Regions from separate parts of the Homo sapiens genome. Here region 2 is linked to region 1. A link is a loop called in an ENCODE intact Hi-C map of the cell type or tissue named here. Cell type or tissue: CD4-positive, alpha-beta T cell. All regions are shown on one strand.

What was found. Hi-C counts contacts between places; a loop is a spot of excess contacts. Peaks named below come from ENCODE experiments on the same cell type or tissue, not always from the same donor. Only the 100,000 strongest peaks of a DNase experiment are listed, where the experiment ranks them.
Region 2: a loop joins it to region 1, with 4 times the contacts of the local background. A loop is called at or near these places in 2 of 110 quality-filtered maps.

What each region holds. Positions count from the first base shown.
Region 1 is chrX:40,470,082-40,475,081 of GRCh38, forward strand. No RefSeq gene overlaps it. Among named protein-coding and RNA genes, the nearest start is that of ATP6AP2, 110 kb to the right of the region's middle. RefSeq lists enhancers at 1,943-1,992, 2,233-2,412. In CD4-positive, alpha-beta T cell, no CTCF peak of the experiment used is centred here; DNase peaks (open chromatin) are centred at 2,180 and 2,460; H3K4me3 peaks cover 437 bases.
Region 2 is chrX:40,150,988-40,155,987 of GRCh38, forward strand. It overlaps a transcript of BCOR not described here. Among named protein-coding and RNA genes, the nearest start is that of BCOR, 56 kb to the left of the region's middle. RefSeq lists a silencer at 2,799-2,848. In CD4-positive, alpha-beta T cell, no CTCF peak of the experiment used is centred here; DNase peaks (open chromatin) are centred at 1,534, 2,634, 3,044, 4,844 and 1 weaker place; H3K4me3 peaks cover 3,505 bases.

The DNA of each region.
Region 1 (5,000 bases):
TACTGTCATTTTCCATGTTTATATCATTGTGATCCAGAGCTGGTTCACGGGCCACACTTTGAGTAGCGAGTAGCACTGCTGGTCTATAAGAGGGTGAGCCCCTTAAAGAGAGGGAACCATATCTTTTCATTTTATCTGTCCTTGTGCATGCCTCCTGTTTCTTAGCAAGCCCACCCAAAAAGCCCTCTTCTTGCCCAGAAAGGGATGCCCACTTGTTAATCAGCTAGTGTTTTCCCAGTGTTTTGAATTTGGAAAGCTCTGCTGGTATTAAATACTATTATTATTATTAGTCTTGTGTCCACTAAAGTGGATGCCATTTAATTAGAACTGCATAATAAGCAAATCTGCCTTAATTGGCTGGGATGTGGCTGAAAAACCATTTTGTGTCTGCTCTGCACTCTCTGTTCTGTGGCCATCACATCGAGTTCTCTGGCAATGGGTCATTTTGGAGACCTTGGGCAGGGTTTAGGGAAGGTTATCTGGCTACTGATTAACACTTAATTAGCACCTTTTTCATGTAGCACAGCAGTGACTTTGTAAATTTAAAAATTTCAGGGGACCACTTAATGTGGAATTAAAGTACAAGTACAATATTTAAGATGCATGAAATTGTTTTACGCATTACAGCATTAACTAGCTCTTAATTTATGCAGTGCATGCCAGAGAAGGGCAATTAAAGTGTAGCAGGGAAAAAAATTATAGATCTCTACGTTGTCCTGTCTTTTCCTCTAATGATGCTTTTGAAGGTTTTTGCTACATTCATATCTCAACTCCTGTTCTAGATTTAGGAGTAACTGGTAAGTTCTGAAGCTTGTTTGCCCCATAGGAATTGGCATTATCTTTAAGCCGAAGCCATCTCCAACCAATGTCTCCCTTCCAGGACCTAGAAATCCACTTAGCCTCAGTGATTGGTCCAGGGATAGGCACATAGCCTGACTAGCACCAATGAGATGTCAGGAGACTGTTGCTGGGGCCTTATGGAAAAGTGATGCTAAAGGTATCTTCCTCGGTAGCTGTTGGAGGGAGTTGTTCTCTTTTCCTTTGGCCTGTGTGGTGTGGAGATGTGAGGTGCGGAACCATGGCAGTCGTTTTGTAAGCAGTCTGGAGCGGCGGGGGAGGCGGTGTTTGAAATTTGGGGACGAATCCAACACCACAGGATTGCTATATGGCAAGATGAAGAGAAGCCCAACCCTGAGAGATATTGGGTTGGGACTTGTCTGAAGGCAGTATGATCTCTGGACTTTTGAATTAGATTGGAGTCTATACATCTGTTGCATATTCCCCTTCTCTGTCTTTTTTTTCTTTTTTTCTGAGACGGAGTTTCGCTCTTGTCGCCCAGGCTGGAGTGCAATGGCATGATCTCGGCTCACTGCAACCTCCGCCCCCTGGGTTCAAGCAATTCCCCTGCCTCAGCCTCCCGAGTAGCTGGGATTACAGGCACCTGCAACCACGCCCAGCTAATTTTTGTATTTTTAGTAGAGACGGAGTTTCACCATGTTGGCTAGGCTAGTCTTGATCTCCTGACCTCAGGTGATCTGCCTGCCTCGGCCTCTCAAAGTGCTGGGATTACAGGCGTGAGCCACTGCACCCGGCCCCTTCTCTGTCTATATTCATGTTGTTCCCTTTTACTGGAATGTTCTTTCCTTCCTTCTCTATCCTTTGAGGCCAAGTCCAAATGCCACCCATTGAAGAAGCGTGCCTTGACCTGAACCATGCTCGGGGTGGTCAGAGTCATGCCTGCTAATGACCCTTCCTTGAACTTCTCCTTCAGCACAGAGCACATACTGCCCTGAAAAGTGTGAAGCTGCAAATGTGTGACTCTCCATCTCCCCTGCGAGGACCTAAGCTATTGCTTCTCTCTCCCCAGCATTCGTATCACACCTGGCATCCTGAGCCTGCACAGTGCCACTGAACTGTTCCTAGAAAGGAATGTTAACTATGCTAGTATGGTGTAGTCAGAGGAGGAGAGAGTGGATGTGAGCATATGGTCTTCTGAGCTAAAGCCAGACGACAAGAAACAGTAAATGCTGCAGCTGGGTGGATTCCTGGGCCCCTGCAGCTGCTGAGAGCATGTGAGGACTTGCGAGAAGGAGGAGGAGTCACAGGCAGGAGCCAATTAGATTCTCTGTCTTTCCCTCTGTTTACAACTTGCATACATCAGTAGTCTCCAGGCGCAAAGTCAAATGCCAGGAAAGTACACATTTCCCCGGCCCCTCCTCCTCCCCACACCCCAAGCCTTCTGTGGCAGACGTGGGGTTGAGCTGCTCCGATCCCCTTCAGGAGCACATCTGCTGTGCAACTTCTCCGAGTGTTGTGAGCAGACAGCCTCAGGGCCCACCTCAACCTTTCCCACGTGTTCCCCGGCAAGCGGCTGAGCAAGGCGGGTGGTACTCAGGGCCAGCCCTTTCTGAATTAGACAGGGTTCCTCTGATGAGCACCTTTGCTCGGAACTCCCGCTGGGCTAGCAGAGACTTTTCAGATCTGCACTGCCACCTGATGGCTCTCCCTGCCCCGTCCTTCTTCCTCCCCTCCTCCTTCCGCGGTGCTACTTCCAACAAACCCTTGGCCCTCCTTACTCCACCTCAGCACCTGCTTCCATGAGAAATCAACCTGTCACACCCTCCCCAGAGGTCAAAACTGTTCATCGTGGGTGTACGTTCTTCCAGATAGTCTTTTCTTTGTATTTATATACATGTAGGTACGTATGCCACCAAAAGGTTTGTTATTACTCATTTTGTTTTTACATAAATGGGATTATACGGTGTGAATGGCTCTACAACTTTTAAAATTTAACACATCTTCATGAGCAGTCAGTATCGGTGCACATAGGTATGTCTTTTTTGTATTTGCTGTAGAGTATTCCACAGTATGGCTAGCCCATTATTTAACCATTCTTATACTGATGGACATTTGGGTTGTTTCCCTTTTCTGTTATAATTAATAGTACTGCTGAAAACATGCTATCAGTGGGTTTCAAATCACAATAATAAGCTGAACCTTATTCCAATCAGTATAAACCACGCACAATGAAACAGGACATGTATTAACCATGTCTCTTCTTCTTCTTCTTCTTTTTTTTTGAGACGGAGTCTCACTCTGTCACCCAGGCTGGAGTGCAGTGGTGCGATCTCGGCTCACTACAACCTCCACCTCCCAGGTTCAAGCGATTCTTATGCCTCAGCCTCTCGAGTAGCTGGGACTACAGGCACGCGCCACCGCGCCGGGATAACTTTTGTATTTTTAGTAGAGACAGGGTTTCACCATATTGGCCAGGCTGGTCTCGACCATGTCTCTTCTTTTCTGATGCTCTGACAACCGGGGCCTTGCTGACCTTGGAGGCACTGTCCCCTCTTAGAGTTAGCCAATTCCTAAATAGAGGAAGCAGCTCCTGCCTCTCACACTCCAAGCCACTATCCTAATAGTGGCCGCTATCCTAACAGCGTACTCCTAGCCCTAATTACCCCAGGGCCAGCCACTAGACAGCCTGGGACAGCCCCTACACCCCAGAGCCCACTGAAATTATTCAAACTAGCCAATCATAAACTTGCTCATGCTGCCTGGCCCATTCCTTGCCGCAGAAACCACAACAAAGGTACGTGCCCACCATTTCCTCCTCGACCTCTGCTTCCTGATCAAACTGAGCACTTCCTCGTGGTCTCCCCTCCCCAACCCATGGAGTGGCATGCCCCCTCCTGTTGGGATCTGTGAGTATAGCAAACTGCCTTTTCAATGGCAATGGTCTCCATTTTAATGGCAATGGTCATCCATAATGGCTGGCCTCACCATACTTGAATAACAGTAAAGCATATAGGTTAAAACAGGATGGAGCATTGGCAAGGGAAAAACATTGTCTTTTTCTCCGGAAGGTTCCAGAATGCTTTTGTTTGTGAACCCTTTCTGGGCAAATGTAAGTGCGAAACATGATGTGTGACTTAGGTCAGACTGAAGAAGGAACTTCCTGCTAGTCAGCAAGGCCACCTGCACTACCCAGTTCCTGGGGCATCCTTAAAATGGTGTCATCAGCAATACCAACCCTAGTGAGCTGATTTCCCACAGAGCAGAGGCAGGGACTGAGGCCATGCAGCCAGGCTCCTGCTGGCTTAAGGCTTTAAGGAATCTGCCACTCATCAGAGCATAGCCCCACCCCTTGCTGAAGGAGGCTATGAGGTTCCCTACAGGGCCCACGGTCCCTACAGACCGCTGACATCATCCTCACCTGAGAAGGGAGGAGGGATGGGATTACTGCCCTCTCTGCTGCCCTGGGGCTCTGGGCCCGATGACGTGGGGCATCCTGGCGGAGGCTGGCTTGTGTTCACAGCCGCCTGCCGGGAGCTGGAGCCTGTCAGCTCGAGCGGCAGCGAGGGAAGACGTTTCTGACACAAAACCCCAGGGGAATGCATGGAGGAGCTGGCTGTCATTACTTATTAACAATGGGCCTGATCCCCAGCCAGGCAGGCCCAGGGAAATAGCCTGTGGGGAGGCCGGCCTACCCCCAGCGAGGTGGATTAACACTTTCAGGGCAGGAGGGAGCCGTCTGAGGGGGTCAATTGTCACATTTTTGCATGTAAGCGGGCGGGGGGGGCGGGCAGAGGGGGGCTCTCTTTATGTTTTCGAGGCAGGAACACTCTTTTCCTTATCTTCCCCTCCCCTCTGTGTCCACATTTTTCTGTTCTCCTGCCTTGGCAGGTTTTGAGCAGGCACACTCACAGGATGTAGGAGACTGCTCAGAGGGGACAGACAGTAAGATTCCACAATGCACACAATCTGAAACCCAGGTCTAATGAGTGCCCTCACAGAGGGCCTACAGGGGCAGGAAGAGGGAGAAGGCAGCCAGGGCGGAGGTCAAGGAAAGGTCTGCAAATGAGCTGGTCATTAAAGCCGGTTCTTGCCTCTTCATCTCCCCTCGGGGGGTGCCCGGCTCTAGTACCAGCCTGCTCTGTCCAGCCTGGCGACCACAAGTGGACAGAGTGACCCACCTGTGCTGTTGCAGGTCAAGTTTC
Region 2 (5,000 bases), 320 kb before region 1:
TTAAGGCATGAGACAGCTGGCCAAGGGGAAAGGAGGCTAAGGCTGGGGATGGCTGGGAAGGACCAAGGCCCAGGAGGGCCTCCTGGTACAAGCATAGAACTGACCCAGCATGGGGGAGTTGTACCTCCAGAACCCACTAAGGGTGGCACTTCCCCCCTGGACCCACCAGGTACTCCAAACCAAGAGGAAAAGCATCCTTGTGGCATGTGGGTGGATTAGGCCCAAGGCGCAGGTGAGCTCTGCTGCAGAAGGAACCTACACACCAAGTCCCAAATGCCCAAGTGCTGACAGGGATTGGGGCAAGCAGGAGGGAGGGGGGATCTTTCTGCCTCCCATCACCTCACCCTTCTGTAATGTTTTCCTGGAATGAACAGAAGTCGCCAGCAGAGTTGTTCCTGGAGCCCCTCCCTCCGGGACTGTCACTACCTCCTGGTGTAAGACAGGGAGGACCATGGCCTTCTGCCGGGAGGATCCTCTGGCTAGTACCCGAGCCTTGGATTCTGGCACGAAGCCTCACAGTTCCGATAAGGCTTTACCTCCCTTCCCACGTCTCGAAGAAAAACACCCCCTGGAACTGCTGGGGTGAACTCGGAGCCTGAGGCCAGGGTCAGCGGGGGGACGGGTCCCCACCACCACCAAGTTGCCGGCAGAGGTAACAGCTGTGGAAGGGGGAGGGGAGCGACAGGCAGCCACGACTGAACGGTTGCGATCTAGAAAATTCAACAAGAGGCCGCAGCGGTGGCGGCGGCGGCGGCTCCAATTAGCTGAGCCAACTGGGGAGGCAGAGAGCGAGACGGCGGCCCCGCCGATCGTGTCCCGGGCGAGCAGGCAGGCGGGGGCGCGGGGCCTCGAGCTGCCCCGGCGGCCCTCGCTCGGCCCCTCCCGTGGGTTCTCGGAGCGCGCCTGGTGTTTACACACTGTCCTTTCGACGTGAGATCAAGTTTCAGGCCGCGCTGGAGGCGCCAGGGGCCGGCCACAGGCCCAGGAGAGGGGAAGAGGTGGAGCGGGATCTAAGGCAGCGCTGCGCCGACGAGAAGGCCTGGCGCTCGTGGGCACAGCTAGTGCAGCGGTCCCCACGGGGTGGGGTGGAGAGAAGTTCACTGGGCACGGTGGGTAGGGGTTGGTGGGGTTGCAGGGGGGTATCCGGAGAGAGAAACACCTCCAAGTCACTAGAGTATTTGTCTTTCGCTCACTCGGGCCGGGGAATTTAGTCCTGCAAGGGGACAGGCGGCGGCGGGGATATGCTCAGAACCCAGGCGCTTCGACAGCCCTGAGCGCCCCTTGTGCGCTCTTCACCCCTCCCCACCCCGTCCCTTTGATATACTACCGGATCTAGGCCATTGTTACGGGGAGGGGTATGTGGGCCGAAGGAACTCGGGGTTGGAGACCTGGAGCTTCCCAGCGCGCCCTGGCCCTGGCGCTGCGGAGGCCTCGGGTGGAGTGCTGGAGGGCTCGCCGCTGCGCATCTCCTCTGAGCTGGCAGCCAGCGGGTGCCCCACGCTGTCAAGCGGCGGCGGGTGAGCTTCCAGCAGCACAGGCACACTGTAAACAGCCGCGTGCACGCCCTCCCCGCCCGGGCTGGGAACCTCACCCAAACACCACGCCGCTTTCTCTCCGGCTACCGGGCGAGGCTTTTGTGGCCAAGCCTAGGGGAAGGGGGTCCCCACCCCACCCCCAGGCCACCCGGGCCCCGGAGCCAGCGTTCTGAATCTGCAGGAGTGCGGGGTGCTGCGGGGAGGGGAGGGAGTCAGCGCCTGCCCCCTCCTCACTGAATGTCTGCTTTGTTCCGGAAAACAAGGGAAGCATTAGGCGGCTGCCCCCGGGGAAACACAAAACTTCTTTTTGAATCTCGGGAAAGGCGGTTGACTGCATTAAGGAGCTCCCGAGACAGAATGAGGAAGGGAAAAGCCGAGAGGGCGGGAGGAGACAGGGAGACTTCCGCGGGAGGCCGATGGTCAAAGTGGGGGGTGAAACCGCTCAGGGTGACCGGGCTGGAGACCCAGGAACCCGATTCGGCGCGAAGGTGCCGCGCGAGTTCCAGCGAGCAGCCTGCCCGGCCAAGTGGCGCCTGCCCAGCCGTCGGCCGTGCCAGCTTCCTGCCCTGCCCAGGACCGCGGAGCAGTCGGGGACGCCGCCGCAGGCTGGCCCGGAATCGCAGGACAGCGGCGGGGGGAGGGGGTAGCCAGGCCGCAAGTAAACTCGCACTAGAGCTTTCTGCACACCTCCGCCCTAGAGAGGGGGCCCGGACCCCCGGTCTGTGAGGCGTCGGCTTTGGCCTTCCAACCTTGGGGTGCGCGAGGAAGCAAAGACCCAGGGGGCACCCCCACCCTCGCCCAAGGCCCGAGGGTGGGGGACAGCTGAAATGTCTTTGGTCTTGTTTGATGACCGCTTGGCGGATCTGCTCCCATCCGGGTTCTGCCGTTCCGAGAGTGCCGGGTCAGTGATACCCAGGCCGGTCTGAGCAGGCATGTGGATGAGCAAAAGCAAATCTGTCGCTCCTCCGACCGCCACCCCTCACTTAACCTTTCCTGCATCCAAGGAAGGGGAGGGCACCCAGACTCTGCCCCACCCCCCGCGGGGCGCTCCCTCTGCCTCGGAAGCTGAGACTAAGAGCGAGGGTTTTCCCCCTTTCCCCTGGGCTCGCTGGGTTTCTAACTTCCTCTAAACCTCCCTCCTCGCTCCGAAAAGCCCCGAGGAGAGGAGCTGAGAGGAAGCACGCCGCTAGTGTGCAAAATGAAGACCATGTGTGAGGACGGCGGCATCAGAGTGCAGCCGCGGGGGTTAGGGGGTGGCAAAGGCCCCCGCGCGGCCGGAGGCTCGGGGCCGCAGCAGCCAGTGCCTCTGCTCTGCGTTGGGGACTCGGAGCCGCAGCGAGAGGCAGTGGAGAGGCAGGGCTGGCCTCGTGGCGGGAGGCGAGGAGGGGGTGCGAGGGCTGCCGCGCCGTGGGGGGCAGGGGGCGGGGACGCAGCCCCGGCTTCCTGGGCCGCAGCTGCGACCGAGGGCGCAAGAGCAGATCGTGCTCTGCGGCGGTGGCGGCTCGGGCCCGCCGCTCTAGCAGCTGAGAATCAACAAAGGGAGGCGGCGGGGGAGGGGCGCCACCGAGCGTTCGCTGGCTGCTCTGGAATAATAAAAAATAATTAATAATGATAATAAGAGAAAAATCCCCCGGCTTTCATGGCTCTGGGTTTCCGTGTGGCTGCAGCGGGAAGCGCGCTGTCCTTGAGGCGGCCTCTCTCGCCTGGCCTGCCCGCCCCTCCCCCTCCTCGCCCCCTCCCCTCCCCAGGAACCGGGAAGAGAAAGGTCTGCAGCTGACAAATATTATCCATTCTCCCCATCGATCGCGGAGTGTACAGATGTGAGCGCTTGATGTGCCCGCGGAGCGGCGGATCCTCCCTGCTCGCTCGCTCTCGCCCAGGCTCCGCTCGCCGTCCCCCTCCTCCCCCTTTGTTCTCCTCCCCTTTCCCTCTCTTTAAATAGATTTCAGGGCGCTGCCTGTTGGAGAGCAGCTGGCGATCTCTCCCGAGAGAGGGAGCGAGCGAAGCCCGAGGTGCCCTGTCACCAGCCTCCCCTCCCCCACCTCGGCTTTTCTCTACGTCCCCCCCACCCCACCTTTCTCCAGTTTCCAAAATAGAAAACACCGGGAACACCCACGTCCACTGCACCGCGAGCCCCTGGGAGCCTTTGGACCCCTCGTGCTGTTCCTTGTGTCTGTGTCTGTGCAGAGGAAGGGCAGTGCAGGGAGGGGACCCAGGGCCGCGGCAGAAGAGCCAAGGGTCCGGATCTTTCCCTGGCAGCAGCAGGGACGCAGCGTGGGTCACGCTAACAGGGTACAGTTTACCCATTAGGGAAAGTCGGCGGAGACGGCCCTGTTATTCCTCTTTTGCAGATGGCAGATTAATCCGGCAGCACCCGGCCTCAAAGGGACCGGCTGCTCGGCAAAGGGTTAACCCGTCGGCCGGTAATCGTGGACACGCGCGCACACACACACACGCACGCGCGCGCGCGTCCTCTCCGCCTGCCCGAGCGCCCGCCGCGGCCCGCAGTGCGCCCGGGGCTGGGGGAGTAGCTGCGGGAGGGGAGGGGGTCGGGGGAGGGGCGGGGCGGGCTTAACCAGGCCGCTCGACTGAGCCGGGGCCACCTCGCCGTCTGTCACTTAAATGATTGTCCTCCGCTCCGCTCAGTGCGGTCAGTACGGGCTGTTAACAGGCAGTTGCAATCAGTTTCCGAAAGGTCAGCCAAGGTCCTCCGGCTCTCGCAGACGGAAGGCATTACGAAACCGCTTTTGTATCTGCAGGCACTTTAGAAAAAGAGGCGAGAAGGGGCGCACCGCAGTGCCGCGGCTGCTGCGACCGGGGGAGAGGGTCGGGGGCTGCGGAGCAGAGGAGTCCGCACCCCCGCGGCCAGGGTCAGGCGGCGTGGATATCACCCGCGGAGTGACCCAGGGCCTCCGGGTTTCGGTGGGGAAGCAGGAAGGGGGTGGGGAGCAGGCGGCAAGGGAAGGAGGAGTGGGAGGAAGTGGGAGAGGCGTCCTGGCTCCTCTCCTCACCCAGCCAACAGCCCACACCCGGACCCAGACGGGAGCGGGCGGCCTTGGACGCGAGGAGACCCCACTCGGACTCTCAGGCCCTCCTGGCGCCTGGAAGTAGGGAGGGGGTGTGGGGGGGGGAAAGACCCTCGCCGAGCGAGCGAGTCCCAGCGCGGTGTCTGAAGACGCTGCTGCCGCCGCCGCTAGAAGTCGTCCATCAGCAACCAGTCCAACCTGCCAGTGATAATGTGCGATCAACACCAAATCACCCCCGCCAGGCGCGATCCATCATCGCAGCGCGCCGCGGGCCCGCGTGAGGCTGACTCGCGGCTGGGGTGGGGAGGGGGGGCGCGCGGAGCAGGAGGCGGTCGCCCAGCACACCCGGACTCTCCGCGCACCTCGCTGCCCCTCCTGGAGGCCTGCACCCAGGCGCTCATAACTCTCCAAGTTCCCCAGCTACAGAGCGAAAACCCAG